Linked DNA regions of Mus musculus: region 2 is linked to region 1. Evidence: chromatin loops called from intact Hi-C (ENCODE). Cell type or tissue: heart. All regions are shown on one strand.

Evidence for each region. Hi-C counts contacts between places; a loop is a spot of excess contacts. Peaks named below come from ENCODE experiments on the same cell type or tissue, not always from the same donor. Only the 100,000 strongest peaks of a DNase experiment are listed, where the experiment ranks them.
Region 2: it touches region 1 in a loop (8-fold over the local background); 32 of 42 quality-filtered maps call a loop at or near these places.

Annotation. Positions count from the first base shown.
Region 1 is chr16:95,340,416-95,342,915 of GRCm38, forward strand. No RefSeq gene overlaps it. Among named protein-coding and RNA genes, the nearest start is that of Gm31641, 82 kb to the left of the region's middle. In heart, a CTCF peak has its summit at 1,293 (motif pointing left); a DNase peak (open chromatin) is centred at 1,016; H3K4me3 peaks cover 611 bases; H3K27ac peaks cover 1,187 bases.
Region 2 is chr16:95,208,419-95,210,918 of GRCm38, forward strand. All of the region lies in intron 3 of Gm31641 (predicted gene, 31641), which reads right to left. Among named protein-coding and RNA genes, the nearest start is that of Gm31754, 31 kb to the right of the region's middle. In heart, a CTCF peak has its summit at 940 (motif pointing right); no DNase peak of the experiment used is centred here.

The DNA.
Region 1 (2,500 bases):
GTGAGGGAAAGAGATTAAGATGGAAGGAATGGACAAAGGGATAGAGAGAAGAGAGAGTGGGAGACTGGGGAAGTAGGATGTGACAGGGAGAGAAAAGAGGAGAGAGATACAGAAAGGCAGAGACAGCGAGACACACAGAGATGAGAGAGATGCAGAGACAGACAGAGAGCCAGAGACAGAGAGAGAAAGAGAGAAAGGAGAGAGAAGAGATGAGAGAGACAGAGAGACACAGAGAGCGACAGAGACAGCAAGATACAGCGAGAAAGGGAAAAGAGAGAGAAAGACACACAGAGAGACAGAGACAGACAGAGAGACACACAGAGAAAGCGAGAGACAGAAAGAGAGAGAAGAGAGGAGAGATACAAAGAGAAACAGAGAGAAAGAGAGAAAGAGAGAGAGGAGAGAGAGAGAGAGGGAGGAGAGAGAGACACAGAGACAGAGAGACAGATTTCACGTTCAGCCTGATCTTTAACATCTAAAGCTTTAGCCAGTGGATGACACTGCAGGGTGGGACTAAGGACCTTGGAATGAGAGGCCTCCTTTTTCACTGCCTTCCTCTTCCTAAAACTCAAGCTTATTCACAGTTCCTGTAAAGGATATTAAGCCTCGGAGATTACAGGCACTTCGTCACTGGGGGATCGGGAAGGGGAAGGGATCGCACTAAACCTAGAGTTAGCCTGAGTGCAACTAATTGAAACCCTCAATTAATAGGATCAGCTTCCGCCTTCAGGACAAAAGCAAACACTACGAAGACAAATTAGCACTGGGATTTTTCCGTCATCCCCCTCTGGTGACATTCTGAACGCACTGACTACTGGGTACACAAGGAGCTTTGTGGGTTGTTGACAGCAGGCTGGGAAGACCAGGCTTGCCAGCCTCGCTCTGGATGGGCCTGCCACCTTAGCAGGCTGCGTCCTGTCTGAGCTTCATTTCTGGCCTGTGCAGTAGGGACTAAAATAACAACCATCTATTCAGAGAGCCTTGGCTGAGAGAAGTTGGGCTTGCTCCCAGGTCTGGGTTCCCTTCAACCTCCCTGTCTCCAGATCCTCCTGTCAAAGCACAGCTTGGGTGCACTGTACGCGCGCGCGCGCGCACACACACACACACACACACACACACACACACACACACGGTCTGAGTCCGCCAGCAGAGGGCGTGTTTTCCCCACAGCCTGGGGTTGAGGCGAAGGCTTTTTCTGTTTAAAACCAAAGCTACCCACAAAGGATGGGATAAGGGTAAAGAGTGCTACCGGAGGTGCTGAGCTGGTTTAGGAAACACTGGCACCACCTTCTGGAACATCGCGGTATTGACGTCCCCGTGGAAGAAAGCTGGTTTCCGGCAGGCATAGTGTGTCTTGCGCCAATCTTGGAACCTCAAGGCTCTAACAGTTTTCTTTTCTTTTCCTCTGTCATTTTCCAATCTCCTCTCACTCTTAGTTTTTCCAGCCAGGCTGACCTGGAATTTGCTGTGTAGCAGAGGGTGACCTTGAACTCCTGATACCCCTGCTTCCATTGCCCAAATGCTGGGATCAACAGGCACGAGCTACCTTACCTGCAGTTTTTCCTCTTATATTCCTGTACCTCCTGGGATATAGCCAGAGTCTTACGCATACTGAGCTAGTGCTTTAATTCTGTATGTATTCTATCTCAGCCTCTGGTAATCACTCTTTACCGGGGTTTTGCGTGTCTTCCTTCTGTTTCCCAATGCAAGCCTTTCCCTGACTGTCTGATTAAGCGCAGCCTCTATAGTGAGGACTCTGTGAGTGTTTTATGCTCCCCCTTCCAGTAGAGGGCCCTTTCATCTCACAGACTGTTCAAAGCTCTGTGGCAAGGCAGTTAGGTGCTGGCCCCGGAACTGAGAACTCCACCTCCAGTCAATGTTCTGTTTCGACGTGGTGACTTAGGCAGGTGAGAGTCCCTGTCGCCTCAGTTTCCTTGTCCATAACAAGGCTGACTGCAGAAGCCACCCGGAATAGTCAGACACCCAGAAACCAGGACCCTATTTTCAGACTCAGCTGGGGGCACCTGGGAGCAAGGGTGGAGCCTACAGCAGAACTAGAGATAGGACCAGCCTCTTCTCTGCCTGGCCAGACTCAGTTTCCTTGGCCACCTCGTTTAACAATTGGCTACTAAGTGAGCAGAGGCCATTATGTACTGTGTTAAAATAAGACCATTCCGGGCAGTCTGACTAAAATCATTCCCCATGCCTGTTTGCTCCATTAGATCACATGCATACATTTCCCCAGTTAAATTAATCGGAATGATGGACTCCATCTTTAAAGGCAATGGAATAATAAATTGCCGTTATCCAAACAGGGAAATAGGCTCTGTGGGAGAGCGTCACACCGCAGCTTCACGGTGCTCTACTACGCGAAGGTCTCCTTTCTACCCGCACTCTCTCACTCAGAGAAATCAGCCCTTTAAAATTGCAGGCGTCTGATGGAGCAATAGAGAATGAACCTACACAGACTGAAGGATGCTGGGAGTCCAGACCCACGCTT
Region 2 (2,500 bases), 130 kb before region 1:
CTGGTAAATATTTACCCATTTGATTATCACAGTAACCCAGTCTGTAGGCAGGACTGTAATCTCCACTTGACAGATAAGGAAACTGAGGCAAAAGCTAAGTCATACACTCAAGGACACACTGCAGATAAATCATTTCACGTAGTTGAGTTTAGCCTAAAGCCACGGAACCACACCTAAAGTCACAGGGCAAGAAAAGTAAGTTCCATTTCTCTACCCAGAGATAGGAGGGAAGAGAAACACTATAAATCAATGGGTTTCACAATCTACAACTTCCTTTTCTTTCTAAGGAAAAGTAAAATGCTTTGCCACCCTCCCCCACCATTTATTTCTTTGATCCAGAAATGTCCAATAGAAAGGCAGAAGATTGTACTGTATCTGACCAAGGCACATTAGGGTCAAGCTTTGGGTTTCTACCTTAAATTGGAAAGATCAGCAGAAATCTAACCAAGTTGCCTTCTCCCTCTCCCTCTCCCTCTCCCTCTCCCTCTCCCTCCTCTCCCTCTCCCTCTCCCTCTCCCTCTCCGTCAAATCATTCACTGAACACACACAGCACTGGCACCCTGTGATGCCCCTGGCTCACCTCTGTGAGTGAGAATTCAGTCTTGCAGAGGATGGTAAATACTTGGAACGCCTAGGACTCAGCATGGCAAGAGATCAAGGCAGCAATATGTCCCTAGGCCTCCAACCCAGCCTGGTGAATTTATGCCCAAGGCAGGCAGGCCTCCAAGGTCAGCTGGAATTGCTTGTCCTGATTTGGTGAGGGGCACAGAGAGGTGGGAGGGTATCCCAGTTCAGAGAGAACAGCTTTGCCTTGATGAAGGTCACATAGCCTGGGCTGGTTCAATTCAAGGTTTCTCAAACTAAACTCTGTTGGTGTTTGACATTGGATACTCAGTTCTGGAGGCCATCTGGAGTGCCATGCCATGACAGAAACATCCCAGGCCTCCACCACTAGATGCCAGCAGTGACCTCTTGTTGTGACAAAAAAAAAAAAAAAAAAGAAGTCAGCACTCTACAGACCCAAAGATCAAAAGAACCCTTCTGCTGAGAACTGCTGACTTATTATAATAACTCCAGAACTGATAAAGATCTGTTTAGACCAAAAACCTCTGGACTAAACCTACTATTCACCTAAAATTCCCAGACATTTTAGGATCAGCCATGAAATGACACCTCACATTGGCTCCAAGTTGGAGTGAGGGGGACAAAGTCGTTTGTAAAGGGATCTTCAGGAATATCTATCTCTTGGGGAGCTGCACATACCTCATCCTGGGTCCTTTCAAGGATCTACCACAAATAGCCTAAAAGAAAAAATGTGCTAGTTAACAACAAGGCCCTAGGTGATAAAAGGACAGCTGAGAAAAATAAAAATTTTAAATCTTCTGCCCAACAAATGTAGATAGAAACTGGAATGACTTCCCTCCCCCACGCTTCCATTCCTGTCATCTTTAACATATGCTAGCATCCAGTTACTGAAGCATTGAAGACAGGAAGCTGGATAGTGCATAAGACTCGGGAGTGCATGACTGGAGCCATGAAGGGACTGAGAGAAGAGGCATTCTGCGCAGACATGTTCCCTTCATGCTGCCTATCGTGTGTGTAACCCAGTCTGTTCTATTATCATTCTGGGCATCTTCAGCACCTCACTTCCCTAGGACAAGAACCCTAAGGTAGTGACTGATGCTTAGCCACACCAGTACCCTCACCAGCCCTCTGGAATGTCTGTGCCATTGGTGGTCTTTAGATTAGATCTAGGGATGAGTCAAGAGTAGAGTAGATCCAAGGATGAGTCAAGAATTAGTTTAGTCCCAGAGGGAGTGTCCATCATTGTGCTGGGAAACCATGTGTTAACGGACCCTTTCTTTCAACAACCAGATCCATTTCAAACTCAGAAAATTTTCCAGATGGGAAAGAGAAAGCATTGCAGACAGCTTGTTCTAGGCGTTGTCCAGAGAGGTATAATTGTCATCTGGGATGGGCAAAGTTCCAACCTGACCGTGATCCTGAATTATTCCTTCTCCTTGAGTGGAGATAAAAGCTGTGGGCAGAATAGGTATGACTCCTGTGACAGTGTTCTATATGGCACAGGGATTTATGTAGATAGACTAAGGTCCTTAGTTCATGTGAAGGGGGATCACTCTTAGTGGGTGTGGTGGTTTGAATATACTTGGCCCAGGGAATAGCACTATTAGGAGGTGGGGCCTTGTTGGAGTAGATGTGGCCTTGTTGGAGTAAGTGTGGCCTTGTTGGAGGAGGTGTGCCACTGTAGGGATGGGCAATAAGACCCTCCTCCTAACCACATGGGAGGCAGTCAGTCTTCTAGCAGCCTTCAGATGAAGATGTAGAACTCTCAGCTCCTCCTGCATCATGCCTGCCTGGATGCTGCCATATTCCATCCTTGATGATAATGGACTGAACCTCTAAACCTGTAAGCCAGCCCCAATTAAATGTTGTCCTTATAAGAGTCACCTTGGTTGTGGTGTCTTCACAGCAATGAAAC